Regions from separate parts of the Homo sapiens genome. Here region 1 is linked to region 2. Evidence: chromatin loops called from intact Hi-C (ENCODE). Cell type or tissue: PC-9. All regions are shown on one strand. Each heading gives the region's core, and the rest is flanking DNA. Links, peaks and the distances in the headings are about the cores only.

What was found. Hi-C counts contacts between places; a loop is a spot of excess contacts. Peaks named below come from ENCODE experiments on the same cell type or tissue, not always from the same donor. Only the 100,000 strongest peaks of a DNase experiment are listed, where the experiment ranks them.
Region 1: a loop joins it to region 2, with 4 times the contacts of the local background. A loop is called at or near these places in 2 of 110 quality-filtered maps.

What each region holds. Positions count from the first base shown.
Region 1 is chr4:158,852,640-158,862,269 of GRCh38, reverse strand. It overlaps FNIP2 (folliculin interacting protein 2), which reads right to left. Exons shown (of 17, transcript NM_020840.3): 9 at 3,012-3,213; 10 at 2,604-2,692; 11 at 782-928; 12 at 494-663. Among named protein-coding and RNA genes, the nearest start is that of FNIP2, 88 kb to the right of the region's middle. In PC-9, for the core only: a CTCF peak has its summit at 5,198 (motif pointing left); a DNase peak (open chromatin) is centred at 5,249.
Region 2 is chr4:158,992,912-159,002,541 of GRCh38, reverse strand. All of the region lies in intron 1 of SPMIP2 (sperm microtubule inner protein 2), which reads left to right. Among named protein-coding and RNA genes, the nearest start is that of SPMIP2, 38 kb to the left of the region's middle. RefSeq lists an enhancer at 5,084-6,283. In PC-9, for the core only: no CTCF peak of the experiment used is centred there; a DNase peak (open chromatin) is centred at 5,651; H3K27ac peaks cover 1,865 bases.

The sequences.
Region 1 (9,630 bases), core at 1,097-9,096, 140 kb after region 2:
TATTATAGCATGCTGCTTTCCAGGATGAGGTGCTTTTCTGTGGATATTTTTGATTGTTACAACTTGGGGCGGGAGGTGGGAGGGGCAGTTCTACTGGCATCTAGTAAATGGAGGCCAAGGATGCCACTCAATATCCATTAATGCGTAAGAGAGCTCTTCCCACACCCCACAACAACTCAACCAACAAAGAATTACCTGGTCAACAGTGCTGAGGTTAAGAAATCCTGCTCTAGGGTGAACAGCCACTGTGGAATGGGAGAACACAGTTGGCTTATACTGCTTTAAGAGTGTAGCACAAAGCTGCCAGTAGGGGAAAAAAGAGAGGAAGGTCGTGGGTCTACAATTAGAATCCAGGGACCAACTTCCTATTCCTCATCTGCCCAAAGACAACCTATGAATTACTGGGTGAGAGAGCCGGTATAAACTACAAATTCTAGCATTTTTTTCCTATTCCATCCCATATATTCTCTGAATAGTCAAATTAGGTACTAACCCAGCTGTGCCCAAAGAGGATTATACGGATGTGTTTTGGCCAGCATGTTCACTGACTGGGAGGTACGTTTCTCTGAGAAGGCTTTGATGGGAGGGTGATCCACAGGCATGACAGTTGGGACCCAGGCCAGGTGGTAGGTTAACACCGCAGTCAGTAAGGCAGCAAAAAACCTTGGAGAAATGGAAAAAGATACAACCAACTTAGTCAATACAGAAAGAGGCACATCCTATGCAGTACACACATTGGCCATGAGATTTGCATACAAGTCTCCAGAGAGTTGAAGCTTACTGGTTTTTATTTATCTGTTCTATCAGAAGTGTAAACTCCTTGAGAAAGCGCTGGCAGAGCTGGTTTTTTTCCAAAGTGCCGGACATCATAGTAAGCCATACAGGTTCAGCTATCCTTGGAACAGAATATAAGTTCCAGATAGTTCCTCTATAGAACAGAAAGAGAGGGAAACACAAAAGTGTCAGAAATACTATTTTGGATAATCTTGGTGTAAAAGAATAAAGGAGAAAACAACTTGAATCTATGTAGTCCTTAAAAGATTCAAGCTCCACACATAACAGGGGTTGCACACTATGGCCCACGGGCCAAATCTGACTGCCACCTTTTTTTGTAAATAAAAAGTTTTACTGGGTCACAGCCGTGCTCATTTATTTACTTATTTATTGTCTATGGCTGCTTCTGTGGGACAACGGCTAAGTTCAGTTGCTACTACAGAGACTCTACAGAAACTGAAAGTACAGAACTAGAAAGCCTCACTTTCAGCTTCTTGACCTTTGAAAAATAGACACCTCATTAAAGTAGGACCCAGATTCTCAGCCGGGCGTGGTGGCTCATACCTGTAATCCCAGCACTTTGGGAGGCCAAGGTGGTGGATTACAAGGTCAAGAGATAGAGAACATTCTGGCCAATATGGTGAAACCCCGTCTCTACTAAAAATACAAAAATTAGCTGGGCATGGTGGCGCGCGCCTGTAAACCCAGCTACTCGGGAGGCTGAGGCAGGAGAATCGCTTGAACCCAGGAGGTGAAGGTTGCAGCGAGCCGAGATCGCACCACTGCACTCCATCCTGGTGACAGAGCGAGACTCAGTCTAAAAAAAAAAAAAAAAAAAAAAGTGGGACCCAGATTCTCAAGCGCAAGCCAGTGAGCGTCCAGTCTGACCACAGCAGAGCAACAGGCAAATCTCCAGTGCTTTCCCAAAAACTATGGAAGGTTTACTAATCATCAGACTGCCATCAAAGAGCACAACTTTATGTCATTCTCAAATATATGACTTAAGTCTTAGCAATCACCAGATAATAAGTAACATGTTACTTGAGTACTTTAACACATAATCCACAGTAAAAAAAAGGCTTGCGATTTTGCTCCAGGTAGCATTACTGAGTTCATCAGCATATACTTTAAGCATCATAAAAGTGTTCTAACATTCAAAGGATTATAAATTTTTTTTTTATCCTTCCTCTATGGAATAACAGTTTGACTCATTCGCTCATGACTGCTTTGGAGTGGGATTCCATTCCCTATCAAGAAAGTGGCTCTAAATGGTGCAACAATCCCAACTCAGCATGATCAGAGAGGATCCCACCTGCTACCCAACACAATTTACCTTTCCACACAGATACTAGGAGCAAGGACTCTAGACACCAGTTTCCAGAGGACACTTGGTGTAAACTAGGACTGTCCTGGCAAACTGGAATGTATGTCTTCCCGACATGCATAACCTCTCCATCTGTGCTTTGAATAAGCATCCCTGAACTCAAGTTTCCACATCTGTAAAATGGGGTTAGTAGTGCTTAGGGCTTTTGTGAGGCTGACATAAGATAATGAATAGACTGGTGAGAGATACCTGAACATTAGTTTTCCCCATTCATCCTGTTAAAAACAATCCTATCAGGGACTGTCGGTTGAGCAATAGTGAGGATTACTCAGCGGTAAATTATTTAAATTTTTTGCTTCATTTGTTCTGTTTCCATCTTGAAGGGCGGAACCACAAAAGTGAGGAATAACTGCCAGGCCCCCAATTCTTCCAAGTCACAGTTTATCTTTATCCATGGCTGCTCATAAACATCTCCTGTTGGATTTGCCAAACTTTGCCACTTTACCTGAATTCTCCCAGAGCTTCCATCAAACGGCTGACATAAAACTGGACTCGGAGACTTGATTCTGCTATTTTCCTACAGGAGATCATAGCCTTTATTGAAGAGAAAGCAAGTCAAATTACTGAGAAGAAATTTTATAACTTATCTACTGGGCTGTATTAATAAAAAAAATTATGTAATCAATTAACAACACTCAAGGTAATAATGCCTTCAGTCACGAAAAAGCAGTCATTTCCTTCCCTAAGGTAACCCAGTATCTGGTAACTAACATCAACATGCCTAAAATTTATCACTGCTACAGGTGATTTAACTTCCTTAGGAAAGACATCTGATACATCGGCAAAGAAATTCTGCCATCTTCAAAGCCCCACAATCACTTCTCTATTTGACTTTGGATTACATCCTTATTACCTTTTCAATTGCACTCTTCAGCCTGTTCATGTGAGATTCAAACAGGGGAAAATGAGAAAAGAAGAAGTCCTGGAAATTCCTTTGTGCTTCTTCTTTCTCACATAGGGAAAAGATGATGCTTATGGCAATTTTCTTCCTCCTAACCATAGCTGGATTAGAGCTACAGGTTTCTTCAGCCAAGCTGAATGTCTCATCAGTTGACCTGGAGGGAAATATAAGTTTGAAAAGTTGCCATGCATCAGTGAGTCACACTGAAGGTCAACTGTAATGACTGGGGATGACACCCAGAACATTCAGTCATAACTAAGAGTATCTCTGCCTTTAGTTCATTCTTTTCTATAATTCCCTGGCATGAAGATGAGAACATCAGCTTGCCTGCCACACGGTATTATCCTAACATGGAAAGAAGCTCAAATGAAAGCTACAAGTAATTTAAATTTCCCGTTGTTACTCTTGTCCTTTTCCTTTGAATCGTTTTATGTCAAATTGATGATATTTAGGAAGGAATGTGAAATATCTGTTTATCCAAAACATAGTCAGATACCAATAGATAAGACATCAAAAGAGGAATGATACTACGTGGTATTCTATTGAACAAGAGTAAACATTTGAACATGTACTGGTACTTCCAGGATTACTTTCCCAGGGCTATTAAAACTACTAGATCAAGTAACTCTTCTAAATGCTCAGATTAAGCCATATGATTAAGCTCTCTGAAAATCCTCCAAGCAGAAACACTTACCTCTCTTCTGCTACAGTAAAATTTTCAAAAAACCTGATTCTTTTGAGAGACTCGGCTTCTATGATGACAGCCACGAAGCCCAAAACTTCTAAATATATATTTAATTTGTCTTGTGGGGTAAGCCTCACAAAAATGGCCTAACCATGTCTCTTACTTAACTACTGTGAAAAGCCAGTGTAGCTACCAAATAGCTACTAACAGCAAGAGTACAAATAAAATAGTTTTTTCCTACAAAAACACCAACACAAAGGACCTAACATTGCAAATGAGAGCCCTAGACTGGCGATACATTTTCTCTTTCTAACTCCATCATCTAGTCTCCTATCTCTGCCAAATATAGAAAGGAACTGCTTCCTCCATTTTCTTTACTATAAATTACAACATAACAATTACTCATGCTGGGCAGAATATGAGAATTAGCCTTCTGCCCCCTGGTCTTCAACTTATTTACTTAGGGCTCTACTCATAGCTTGTATGATTTCAAATAAACCTAGATTTTATTATTAAACATACATATGCCAAAAGTGTTATGGTCAGGAAAGCTATTAAATTAATTAATTAATTTTGGGGGGACAGGGTCTCACTCTGTCACCCACGCTGGGGTGCAGTGGTGTGATCATGGCTCACTGCAGCCTCAATTTCCCAGGCTCAAGCGATCCTCCCACCTAAGCCTCCCAAGTAGCTGGGACTACAGGCACATGCCACCATGCCCGGATACATTTTTTTTTTTTTTTTTGGTAGAGATGGAGTCTCCCTACATTGTCCAAGCTGGTCTTGAACTCCTGGGCTCAAGTGATCCTTCCACCTCAGTGTCCCAAAGTGCTGGGATTACAGCCGTGAGCCACTGCACCTGGCTATTTTATTTTTAAAGGAAAGGAGATAGACATCTTATTCTAACCTCATTATGTGTTACTATTTCCCTTAACTTCAAGCAAGATCCTGGAGATGTAGGTATGGTTGGTAAATCAGTAAAAGGTTTTCACTCCAGATGTTACTGATGGCACATGGTGCTGTTATAAATGCTACACATTACAATAAACCATCAATTGCTTTCCCTGGGAAATTCCCGGATTCTAATCATCAGAGAAAATTCTTGAGGTTTCCTTAGAACTTCACACAATTTCATACAATGTTCTCTCTTCTTTACCAAGGTACTGGCACTAAAGCCTTGTTTTCTTGCACTACAGTAGTTGATTTCTGTTCTGTATAGGAAATTCTTCTGAGTTTATATTACAATAAGGCTTGCTTGCAATCCTTTCCACTTTGTCTGTCATCTTACATTTCCCTTCTTTTTCAAAAGTAAAATGACTGTATCAGTCCACTCATCTTTAGGCCAGCTTGACCTTTAATAATCAAATTATAATAAACACTGAACCCAATACAGTTTCTCATCAACATCTCCACCCTATAAACAATAGCCAATGCTCTCATCAGTTTTAATGTAGGAGAGAGTGCCACCTGCTGAAATTTCTGAAAAACTTCCATAGCTATAATAGAGTGGAGAACTTACTTGCTTCACCATAACCCTCCACTGAATTCTAAATCAACTGAGTTTCATTCTGTAGTCTTGCATCAACCATGCAACGTGGAATAAATCAGGTCACGTAGTATCTTACTTATAATTTAGAAATTATTCTACAAAAAATGATGTTTAAGAATGTTTTCAAAAATTTAAGTGTGTGTCCCAGTACTTCATCAGTACTTTATCTCCATGTCACCAGAGAAGGTACACAGGCTGTACTGCAAATGTGGAAACTGAGGCAGAGTTCTACCTCAACTTTCCTCAGGAACAGAAAGGTTCTTAGTAACAATGCTGGAGTTAGAACCCAGGATTCCTATCTTCTAGTCTAGGCTCATGACTTGGATACTGGCAATGACCAGGGATTCTGACCCCATGCCTAATCTGTCTGCTGGTGCTCATGCTAGTCAATGCATCATGCCACGCAGAGCACTGAGGAAAGGAGCTGGAAGCAGTCTGATCAACCGACAGCCCTGAGAGTCAAGGAAAGGCTGCAGCTACATACAATTTTTTTCCTAATAAAGAAATCAAATAGAATTTTGTTAACACTTATCGATAATCATTTATATACATTGTAAGTACTTCAAGATCATAAATAATTAAAGCAAAAATGGCTATTTAAGTACATCTCAATAATCTATCACTGGTATCAGGACTCCTTAGTCTAATTGTTATTTATGTCAGTTTTGAACTTATACTGAACCTATGTATTACATTGGACTATATGAAATTAATGTTTTGTAGGTCAAAGAACATCCCATCAGCAACTTTATAAAGTTGGTCCAATTTAATAAGTCAAATCAAAAGGCTTCCTGGGACATTACACCTTGCTCTTTAGGGTTTCAATTGCCTCGGTAAGTGATGGAATCCTTGAGGTTAGCTGTTAGATGCCCAAGCCCCATTCCCCATCCAGTAATCAAAGCCTACCACTTGGCACAGCAGGGGGCTCTGAGGTCAGCGTGGAGCCAACTGTTAAGAATTGTGAATACTGAAAACATTCATTCTATTTTATAGAATAAAGTGTTGCCCGATTCTAACAAAAAACAGAAACTGTGACTATCATCCCTGCTACCTTTAACTCTCTTAGGAAGGACATTTTTAATTACCATGAATTTTCTGTCAAAGCCAGAAGCAATCATAGTGTTTGGTACCCACTATTCTCCTGTCTCTAGCATAAAAAACTAATTTTCCCAACCACATATCTGCCAAAAGGGAGAGATCAACTACAAATCCTTTAAATGAAGGGATCTTAGGCCGGGTGCAGTGGCTCACGCCTGTAATCCCAGCACTTTGGGAGGCCGAGGTGGGAGGATCACGAGGTCAAGAGATCGAGACCATCCTGGCCAACATGGTGAAACTCCGTCTCTACTAAAAATACAAAAATTAGCTGGGCATGGTGGCACACGCCTGTAATCCCAGGTACTCAGGAGGCTGAGGCAGGGGAACCGCTTGAACCCGGGAAGCAGAGGTTGCAGTGAGCTGAGATTGCACCATTGCACTCCAGCCTGGTGACAGAGTGAGATTCCCGTCTCAAAAAAAAAGGGATCTTCACGGGCACAGTAATCAATTCAAAACGTCTGCCACACTCATGTTCTCGGTGTTCAGCAGTACTCTATTAAGGGCTGGCTGCATGGGCATGCGACCCCACACGCACAGCGTCCCCCCTCTCACAAGGGCCCCAGGCTTCATTTAATGTTCTGTGATTACCATTTTGAATTTTAAATAATTTTATCTTTGGACTTTTGTGCTGTAAGTGAAGTTTAATGGGACAATGAAGCATGTGTTCGGATGAAGTCTAATGAGACAATGAAGCTCAGAAAAGGATACCCCAAAGTATGACACTTTGGTATGCTGAGTACTTTGAACTGAAGGACAGGGGCTCAAAAGCAAGACCTTGCTTTTCTGACCTTATTCTGCCCTTCCTTCTCCTACTCCTCTTTCTCCCCAAAGGCATAGAAACTAAGATTCCTGTTCCCCAAGGTAAATCAAAAAAACATGAGCCTCTTTTTTCCCCAAAGCTAACTGTAAAACCTATTATAGAAATACTATTCTAACTTTCTCCCACCTTTGTAAGTGCTGGTCACAAATAATTTCTCTGACCTACCTTGCCTGAAAATAGATCATAAGACCCTCCCATTTCGGAGGGGTCTTACCCTCTACCTGGGAGGAAGGAATGCCATACAGAGAGGTCAAAAAGAATTCCGACAAGACAGGTCCTGCTGGGTTTTCCTGCTTAAGTCTATTACCATTAGATCATATTTCTTTGTCCAATCACATTTCTACATGGCAGTCCATTCTGTGTTGAACTTAAGCATAAAAATACAGTTTTCCTTGGGTCCCTCAATCTTCATGTCTGAAGGCTCCATGTCATGTGAAACTTTGACTAAATAAAATTGTTATGTTTCTCTCTTGTTAACCTGTATTTGTTACAGGAGCCATGACCCTTATGATGGGGAGGGCACGGATGAACTCAGAACCCAGGGCTTGCAGCCCAGACACCGAGCAACTGGCCCGGCAGTCAGGCACATACCCATAAGCCTGGGGCAGGACACGGTGTTAGAAGACTCTAAAGCGGCACTGCCAGGTCTTGGACCCACACTAATGGCTGTGACTGTGGTGACAACAGAAGCTGCAGTAGCCATGGTTGTGGGTGATAGGGGAGAGGAGAGAGGAGGGACTCTGGTAGCTCCAGGAACCAGGGTGGGAGGCCAGTTTGCCCATCAGTCACCGGAGCCTGTCCCTATAGAGTCTGCACAGATATTTAACTCTATGACCTGAGCACCAGGACAGTAAATTATCACAAAGTAAAAGCCTACATGGGGACATTGCAATAAAGAATATCAGGGAGTTATTATAATTCTGCAGAGAGTTTAGTCTCTGTTTTTGAAAACTGCTGCAACACTGCAAAGTAAATATTCATAGGCATAGAAATAGAAATTGAATGTAAAGATTGTTATACTGGACAAAAAAATACACTGTTTTCATATGAAGCTTCAGATGAACAAATTATTAAAGAGGAAGGCCATTTTAAAATTAATTTTTCCTTGTAATTGAGGACACAGTGATAGAATGCATAAACAGGCTTTTTGAATTATATATAACTCATGAGAACATTTTTAGTTTCTTGTAAGATCTCCACAAGTTACAGGAAATGTCAGAAGAAATATTAAAATAAGCTTGTATAAATTTACATCTAAAATTAAATTCAGACTTACTCAAAATGGATTTGTGTGAAGAATTAAATCTTTTAAAAAACTGTTTAACAAGAATCATCTGATCCAGATGTACTAAAATTTACATCTTGAAAGTTTATCAAAAATTTATCCATAACCATCATTCTGAGCAAACTATCGCAAGGACAGAAAACCAAACACCGCATGTTCTCACTCATAGGTGGGCACTGAACAATGTCCCCACTTGGACACAGGGTGGGGAACATCACACACCGGCGCCTGTCGTGGGGTAGGGGGATGGGGGAGGGATAGCATTAGGAGATATACCTAATGTAAATGACAAGTTAATGGGTGCAGCACACCAACATGGCACATGTATACATATGTAACAAACCTGCACGTTGTGCACATGTACCTTAGAACTTAAAGTATAATAATAATAAAAAAAATTTATCCAGATGTTGTCATAGTCCATAAAGCTATGTAAGACTGCATCAGCAGAAAGATCCTTCTCCAAGTAAAAAATTATCAAAAATTATTTGCCACCTTGCATTTGCCAGGAGTGACTATCACTTTCAATTATATCCACTGAAAGCCAAGTTGCTAAAACTATAAACTTTGATGACTAAACAAATGTATTTGCAGAAAAGGCTTACAACACAAGATATCACATAATGATATTATAATATAAAATTATGACATCAAAAATATTATGTTTGGAATTTATTAGTTTATATTATTATTCATCTATCACTATCATCTCTATTATATCTTACATATAAAGTATTCTTAAAGAAAAACTTTTTTTCTTTTTAGTCCCTTTAATAACTCTTTTCTTGTTTTTTGGGTAAGAGGACCACATTTTTATTTTGCACTGGCCCATAAACTAGGTAGCCAGCCTTGACCATATTCACAACCTTTCTGAATGTAAGATACTTATTTTAGGTGTATTATTTCAACTTTGGATTTAAACCTGAAGGGATAAAAAAACATTTTCAGAAAAGAAATGTTGAAAGAGGATGGTTTCCAAGACCTATCTCTTCCAATCACAGAAGCTGTCATAATGACAGTGAGGATGGTGGCGATGCCGTCTCCTGACAGTTGCAGTAATGGTAATGACAATGACAGCAATAATAATAGTAAATAATTCACATTGGCCACATTTTATTGCCCATATCCTATGTC
Region 2 (9,630 bases), core at 1,115-9,114:
TTAGATTAGACAAAGATTATTTAGGCTGGGCACAGTAGCTCATGCTTGAGGCCAGGAGTTGAGACCAACCTGGGCAACATAATGAGATCCCATCTCTACAAAAAATAATTTTTTTAACAAAATAATTTTTAGGTGTAACACCTATGGTATGATCCATTAAAGAATAAATTAATAAAGTAAACTTTATCAAAATTAAAAACTTCTGCTCTTCACAAGACACTTTAAAAAATGAAACTACAAGCACAGATTAGAAGAAAATATTTGCAAGGTACATATCTGATAAAGGACTTGTATTCAGAGCATATAAAATACTCTTGGTCTAATATCCAGCATCCATAAGGAACAGAAACAAATTTACAGGAAAATAACAAACAACCCCATTAAAAAGTGGGCAAGTGATAAGGATACTTTTCTAAAGAAGACATACATGTGGCCAAGAAGCATATGAAAAAAAAAGCTCAATATCACTGATCATTAGAGAAATGCAAATCAAAACCACAAAAACACCAGTCAGGATGGCTATTATTAAAAAGTCAAAAAATAACAGATGCTGGCGAGGATGCAGAGCAAAGGGAACACTTGTTGGAGTGTAAATTAGTTCAACCATTGTGGAAAGCAGGGTGGCGCTTCCTCAAAGAGCTAAAAACAGAACTGCCATTTAATGCAGCAATCCCATTACTGGGTATAAAACCAGTGGAATGTAAATTAGTGTATCATAAAGACACGTGCACACAAATGTTCATTGCAGCACTACTCACAATAGCAAAGACATTGAATCAAACTAAATGCCCATTAATGATAGATTGAATAAAGAAAACATGGTACATATACGACATGGAATACTATGCAGCCATAAGAAAGAGTGAGATCCTGTCTTTTGTGGGAACATGGATAGAACTGGAGGCCATTAGCCTTAGCAAACTAATGCAGGAATAGAAAACCAAATACTGCATGTTCTCACTTATAAGTGGGAGCTAAATGATGAGAACTCACAGACACAAAGAAGAGAACAATAGCCTACTTGAGGGTAGAGGATGGGAGGAGGGAGAGGAGCAGAAAAAGTAACTATTGGGTACTAGGCTTAGTACCTGGGTGACAATCTGTACAACAAACCCCCATGACATGAGTTTACCTATATAACAAACTTGCACATGTACCCCCAAACCTAAAATAAAAGTTTTTTAAAAAGCTCAACTCTCTCAATAAGAAGACGAGGCAATTAAGAAATGGGCAAAAGATTTGAACACTTTACTAAAGAAAATATATGGATAGCAAATAAGCAAAAGGTCCTCTACATGATTAGTCATTAGAGATTGCAAATTAAAACTGCAATGAGGTATCACTACATACCTATTAGAATGCACCAATTAAGAAGACCAAGTGTTGGCAAAGATGTGGAGAAAATAGAACTCTCATATACTGCTAGTGGGAATGCAAAAATGACACAACTACTGTTGAAGCAATTTGGAAGTTCCTTTACAAATTAATACATCTACCATATGATCCAGCCATTCCACTTCTAGTTATTTACCCAAGATAAATGAAAACAAATGTCCATAAAAAGATTAATACACAAATGTTCATAGCAGCTTTATACAGCCCCAAATTGAAAAGAACCCCAAAGTCCATCAATAGGTAAATGTTACATATCTGTACAATAGAATATTACTCAGCAATAAAAAGGAATAAACTATTGCTACATGTTACAATTTGGATGATCTCAAAATAATTATGCTTAGTGTAGGGAGCCAGACAAGCCAGGCACCGGTGGCTCACACCTGTAATCCCAGCACTTTGGGTTGGGTGGATCACTTGAGGTCAGGAGTTTGAGACCAGCTTGGCCAATATGGTGAGGCCCCATCTCTACTAAAAATACAAAAACTAGCCGGGCGTGGTGGCGTGTGCCTGTAATCTCAGATACTAGGGAGGCTGAGGCAGGAGAATACTTGAATCCAGGAGGCAGAGGTTGCAGTGAGCGGAGATTGCACCAGTGCACTCCAGCCTGGGCAACAGAGCAAGACTCCCTCTCAAAAAAAAAAAAAAAAAAGAAGAAGAAGAAGCCAGACAAAAGAGAGTGCATACTGTATGATTCGATGCCATTTAGATCAAATTCTGGGAACCGCAAACTAATCTATAGTAACAGAAAGCAGAAAAGTGATTGCCTGGGTATGGGAAAAATGACAGATAAGTTCTTGATCTTAACTACAGTGAGAATCCATGGATAGAGCTGTTTGATTTCGCAAATAAAAACATAGAGTGGCCAGTTAAATTTGAATTTCAGATGAATAAATTTTTTTAGTATGAATATGTACCATGCAAATGTTTGGGACATACTTATACTAAAAATGTTTCATTGTTTATCTGAAATCCGAATTTAACTGGGCATTCTGTACTTTAAATCTGACAACCCTGTTCATGTGTGTACATATATGTAAAAATGTACAGATGTATGCTTCAAATATGTGCAATTTATTGTATGTCAATTACATCTCAATAAAGCTGGTTTAAAAAAAAAAGAAAGAAATTGAAGTTAACCAAGGAAGATGAAATGACTTTCCCAAGTTCTCTATGCCAGTGGCAGCAAGGTCAAAACCAAAATCTTAATTGCCATTTTTCCCTGTTCAAGTGCTCTTTCTATTATACCAAGTAGGTTCTTAAAAAAAAATGTTTATTTACAGAGATGGGAAAATAAATCCTTAAAGTAAGAATATTCAGATAAAGAAATTTAATTTGTAAATCTTTACTGTCATGTGGCTTTACCCACCTAATATTTCACCTGTTTATAAATCCATTTTACAAGCTAAGTGCTGCAGCATAGTGAAATCCATTTCTGGAATGAATAAGGAGTCACTTTATTTCAGTCTTCTTAATGATCAGGAAGCACAGCCAGTTCCCTGGGTGTCTTAAGTAGAGAAGGGCAAAGGTTTTACAAAGAGATACCAAAAAATGTAAAGATTCTGTTGATTACAGCTTACTTGCTTTACACCATTAAATATTTCTCAATAATCCAGATAGCAGGTTTACATGTTTTTCTTACAGCATACTTTGAGCTATTTTCCCTTTATTATATATTTACAAGGTTGAGAAATACCACTTACTGGTCTAAATTACCCTGGCCTAAATTGAAGTCACTTACTGCCATCTAGAAATAGACAAGCCCTTCCTAATGTACTGTTTATCTAGGGAATTGCCACATTTCATCCAGGCTAAAAGTGTCATTTTCATAAATTACATTTAACTTGTCTATAATTGTGATACTCTTTGCTATCAATGCCTACATTTAAAGTGGTAAATTTCTTTTCTCTTTTTGAAGCAAAACTACTATTAAGTCAATGGGTTTTTTTGGGTTTTTTTTTGTTGTTTTTTTTTTTGAGGCAGGGTCTCACTCTGTCTCCCAGCTAGAGTGCAGTGGCACGATCTTGGCTCACTGCAGCCTCAACCTCCTGACCTCCTGGGCTCAAGCAATCCTCCAGCCTCAACCTCTCAAGTAGCTGGGACCACAGGTGTGTGCCACCATGCCCAGTTAATTAAAAAAAATTTTTTTTGTAGAGACAGGGGCTCACTATGTTTCTCAGGCTGGTCTTGAACTCCTGGACTCAAGTGATCCTCCTGTCTTGGCCTTCCAAAGTAGTCATGAGCCACCACGCCTGGCCTCAATGGTACATACGTTTTACAAGCCATATTGTTATAGAGTGGAGGATTGAGAGCACTATTTCCACCCAGTCCAGTGTCGGTTGTGCTCTGTGGATTACATCATAATTACCATCATTACTCAGAGCAATAAAAGAGCTATGCATACCTCTCAGCTCTTTCCAGTGTGGGTAAAACCGGCGCGATTCTTACCTAATGTTATTTCCAATCTATCTGTATAATTTAGTGTCTTCCCCACTTTTCTATTTTTTATTGTGCTGGCAAATCTGTTTTATATTCACATCTTCTCACTGGTCATTTATACAACTCTAATAATAAGAAAACCAATTAACACAAAGGCAGAAATGATATGGGGCCAAATTGACACTGGCAATGTAGAGTCAAGCAAGACTCTCCACTGGGACCTGTTATTGTACAAATAAAAAGTACGTTCTTTTATGAATCTACAAAATAGTCCACTTAAATGAAATACTTATTTTTGCAGTTATGTAATCAATTAATTAAGTCTAATAAATAGAGAAGCTTCATTCATATCTAAAATATGCAAGAAGGAGATGTAAGATAAAAGACAAATATGAAAACTGCTGTAGAACAGGATTTAGTAAACCATGGCTCATGTGCCAAATCTGGCTTGCCACCTTTTTTTATACAGCTAAAAGTGGGCTTTCACTTTGTAAGTGGTTGAAAAAAGTTAAAAGAAAAATATTTACCAACCCATAAAAACTATATAAAATTCTAATTTCAGTGCCCATAAATTCTGTTTTATTAGAACACAGCCACACTTACTGGTTTACGTATTGTCCACTGCAGTGACAGGGTTGAGGAGTTGTGATAGAGATTGTATGTATGACCTGCAAGCCTAAAACATTTACTATCTGACCTTTAAAAAAAAATGTGCTGACCTCTGCTCTAGATCAAAGAGTTTGATTATGGAGGCCAGGCACAGTGGCTCATGTCAGTAATCCCAGCACTTTGGGAGGCCGATGTGGGAGGATCACTTGAGGCCAGGGGTTTGACACCAGCCTGGGCAACATAGTAAGACCCTCATATCTACCAAAAAAATTTTAAAAATTAGCCGAGTGTGGAGGCCCATGCGTGTAATCACAGCTACTTAGGAGGCTGAGGTGGGGGAATTATTTGGGCCCAGGAGTTCAAGGCTGCAGTGAGTCAGGATTGTGCCACTGCACTCCAGCCAGGGCAACAGAGTGAGACCCTGTCTCTAAACAATAACAACAACAACTAAAGAGCTTGAATATGGAGGAATACCAATAATTGCCCTCTCCCTTGCCTTTTGTGAGGATAGTTTCTGAATGAGCCCCTGGCTTGCCTTCATTTCTTTGCATTGCTTTAGTATAAACCCATATCCTTGGCTGGGTCCGGTGGCTTACACCTGTAATCCCACCACTTTTGAGGTGGGCAGATCACCTGAGGTCAGGAGTTTGAGACCAGCCTGACCAACACAGTGAAACCCTGTCTCTATTAAAATTACAAAATTAGCTGGGTGTGGTGGCGCATGCCTGTAATCCCAGCTACTTCAGAGGCTGAGGCAGGAGAATCGCTGGAACCCAGGAGGCAGAGGTTGCAGTGAGCTAAGATTGTGCCATTGTACTCCAGCCTGGGCAACAAGAGCGAAGCTTCATCTCAAAAAAAAAAAAAAAAGCCATATTCACAAGTATGATAGTACGAACACCAAACTAATTATGATTTAGCTAGCAACAGAGACCAAAGAGGAGAAAAGAAGTAACTTCAAATAATTTCATGTGGTCTTAAAAGTAAATTGCACAGCAGCAGTAAAAAGTTGCATTGTAGCTGTGTGTTTGTGTGTGTGTGTTTTCTCTGAGGAATGTTTTCCTTTTTGCTTTGTAGCTGACTACCCAGAGGCCAGCACACTCTTCTCCCTTTCCAGAGAGCTTCCATTTTATTTGGGTGTCTACCCTGACCTCACATGACTCAGGATTAAATTCTGAATCATCCAAGCCAGTCATCGAAATTCCAGTTCCCTTGCCAGCTCTTGGTTTTAGGAAGAGACGAATGACTCAATCCTGGTGAATAAAATGAGAGAGGAATTTATCTGAGGTTTTCTAGGAAGGGCTTCCCTGCTGATTAAACATACACACACCCTCTTGAACATCATTGTATCTGCCTATGATAACTGAAACCGTGACAGCCTCCTTGGGACCTCAAGGGGAACTGGCCAGGGGTAAGGAGAGGATGCAGTGCACACAGATGGAAAAGCCTGTGATTCCGAAGACATCATTGAGCTACTGAAGAAAGCAACCCTGGATTCCTCCTGCCTCAGAAGATCTTATTATGGGACATAATTTTCCTTAATTGTTTAATCAATTTTGCAATGGATTTCCTATTACTTGCAGCACTCAAATGGATTTTTATTAGTTCTATATACACAAATCTTACTAATTTTTTTCATGAAATATCTAGAGACTATCTATGTGAATGGTGAGCATTTCTTATAATAAAACTGACTATACCATGCACATTTATGCTAGGAAAATTGCAAGCCAAAATAAAGAAAATGTAATTTATTTGTTATCTACTTAGATTTTCCTTTCAGGAGAGATGAATATGTGGATTCACCTGGTTGCAAAATTTTGTCAAGATGGGTCAGTTTTACTTTTCAACTAAAAGTCCAAGGATGTTTACAAAATTTTTGATTCTGCCTTCTTTCTCTACTTGACAGGAAAACTACAGAATTTTATATTTTTGATTACATCAGCAAATTTAATGAGCAAGCAGTCTTCTTTCAGCAAATATTACTATGCATTTGCTTGGTGCATTGCACTGTCCAGAATGCTAAAGAGGTTCCAAAGCAAACGAGACGTCGTGCGAGTCTCTAATAGGGACGAAAAACGGGTTAACTGTCAAGCAAAGAGACAAGACACATAGTCACGAAACGGCTAGGAAACCTCAGCACACAAATGAAACAGATCAAATTGTACTTTAAAGTTTCAGTGAATAATAATGTCTGCCATGAAGAACAGAAAATGTTTTCTCTTTTTTTTTTTTTTTTTTTTTTTGAGATGGAGTCTCACTCTGTTGCCAGGCTGGAGTGCGGTGGTGCAATCTCAGCTCACTGCAACCTCCGTCTCCCGGGTTCAAGCGATTCTCCTGCCTCAGCCTCCTGAGTAGCTGGGACTACAGGCACACGCCACCACGCCCAGCTAATTTTTGTATTTTTAGTAGAGACAGGGTTTCACTATGTTGGCCAGGATGGTCTTGATCTGTTGACCTTGTGATCCACCTGCCTCGGCCTCCCAAAGTGCTGGAATTACAGGCCTGAGCCACCATGTCCAGCTCAGAAAATATTTTCTAAAGGAGGTGAGCATGGTCTTTAGATTGTATGGGAGGCCAGAAAAACAGAGGCCATGTCATAATGACCTTTGTTCACACTGAGCCAGTATTGGGCATGTGGTAAGGTGCCAAATATATTATTTAAGCCATCAGTTAAGCTGTGCATAAGTGTCAGGTGAATTCTCTAATTCTTTGTGACTGAATTCCAATTTATAATTTGAGGCATAATTATATCAGTTACCTAGTTGACACAATAATCCCACGAGTTTATTATTGGAAGCAGTTTAATTAGTAACCACTGCCCCTGCTTTCAGGTTGTCCACAGGAAAGTTTGACTACAAAAAAACAAAAAGAATAATAACAAAGTCCAGGCACGGGACTCATGCCTGTAATCCCAGCACTTTGGGTGTCCAGAGTAGGAGGATCACTTGGGGCCAGGAATTCAAGATCAGTCTGGGCAACACAGCAAGACTTTGTCTTTATTAAAAAGAAAAATGAAAAAAATGAGAAAGTTTATCATTTAAGAATAGAACTAAGGTATGTAGCAAGGATGCTTTAGCCTGCTGTTTATTTGGCTCATTCAGAAATTTGACAAACCTAGCCTTTCAGTTCTTTCAGTGGTTAGGCCCATTGCATAATTGTACCAACTGAATTGAAATGCAGCATTTAAAAATTTTCCGGGCCATGAGTTCATTCTGTGGTAAATGTCAGAATTGGAGAGCCTTATTCACATTAGCAGTTGTAGTAATTAATCTCTAGCAGTATCTCCTTTTTTCTTCCCCCTATGTGCACATGTCAGACGTGCCCATTAGAGTTCATTTCATAGGTTCGAATCCCACCATCGCTCTCTGACCTTTACCTTGGCTTGATTCCCCTGACAAGCCCAGCTGTTCTGCACTGCACATCTTCAAGGGGCAAATTATGACTCTAGTGTCAACAGATTATCAAATATACCTATTGAAACACTCATTTCCAAGGTCTACTTGATTCCTTTTGATTTATTTATTTGGTGGGTTTCCATCTGGTCACTGAAATAGAGGATTGACCTCATGAGGCAATATTATAAAATGAAATAATGTAACTGTGAGCTCTCATCCTTCTACCTCTAAGTATTAAAAATAAATGTAGTGAAAAGCAATTCTTCCTCTGACCTTACACTTAAGTATCTTAACATAAATTCCAGAATAGGAGGGTTTTAAGGCAGTTCTGGAAATTAAGTTGCTAGTTGGAAATTTAAAGAAGTGCTTGCCTCTCACCCAATATGACTTTATATATCTTCAGTCTTTTAATGGAACTCTTTAATTCATGTATTCAATCAACAATTCACTTACTTATTCAACATCCATTTCTTCTGTGGATCTCCCACATTCAAAGCACAGTGCTGGCCATTAAGAATTAACAGAGATAAATAAGATACAACTCTTCTCCAAGAGCTTACAAATGAGGAAGATCCAGTAAATTTGATATAGAAAAGAAGAAGTGAAATTCAATGAAGCTACCATCTACATCGTGCTGAGTGTTTAATTTTGACTTGAAGGGATTAGATAGGTTCTCCATAGAAGGAAGCATTTACAATAAGCCTCATAGTGTTCGGTTTAACAATGAGAAAAGGTTAAGGAAGGTATTATGGTCAGATTAGGAAGACATTATTCTTCAATCCTGAGAAATCTGAATGGACACAAATTCCCAAGTGCTGGAGAAAATTATTTCATGTTATTTCATGTTTTTAAGGAAAGGAAGTGTTTAATGTTGTCTGAGTTTTAAATCACTCTTGGCAGCTGTGTAGAAGATGGATTAGAAAGGAGAGAAACTAGAGCCAAGACTAGTTAAGGAGGCTGTGGTGATAATCCAGATGATGAAGAATTGTTTATTTCTAGCACCTGCCTCTCAAAGAATGCCAGTTTCATAAAGGCAGCGGCCTTTGTTTTTTTCACTGCTATATTCCAAGCACTCAGAAGAGTGCCTGACATGTAGTAGCTGTTCATAAGTACGTGTTGAATAAATGAATAAATCAGTGAAAGAATAAATGAACGAACTAAATGAGACAATGAAACTGCAGAGAATCCCAGTAATAGCATGAAAATAGAAATTTAAAAAAAAACTGCACAGAAGAGGTCAGAAAGACACATTTGCTTCAGGGATGGAATTTTCCCTTTCTCTATTAACACACATTGTAGTTGGGTTCTTTTTTTTCTTTTTTTTCTTCTTTTTTTTAGAGACAGGATCTCACTCTGTTGCCCAGGCTGGAGTGCAGTGGCATGATCATAGCTCACTGCTACCTCAAACTTCTGGGCTCAAATGAGCCTCCTGCCTCAGCCTCCTGAGGAGCTGGGACTACCCGGGCATGCCATGGGCGGCTGGCTAATTAAAAAAATTTTTTTTTTGTAGAGACAGGGTCTTACTATGTTGCCGAGGCTGGTCTCAGACTCCTACACTCCAGTGATCCTCCCTTCTTAGCCTTCCATGGTGCCTGACACACCATGCCCAGCCCTTTTTTCAAGTGTTGGCAGAAGATGAAGTTTGTTGGACTGACTGGACACACACACACACAGAAACACACATACTTGGGTTGCAAAGCATGTGCACTTTTCATCACACCTTCTAAAACTAAGAGCTTTTGACTCAGCTTGTGCTATGGTTTAAGTGTGCCCACCTCCCCAAATTCAGGTG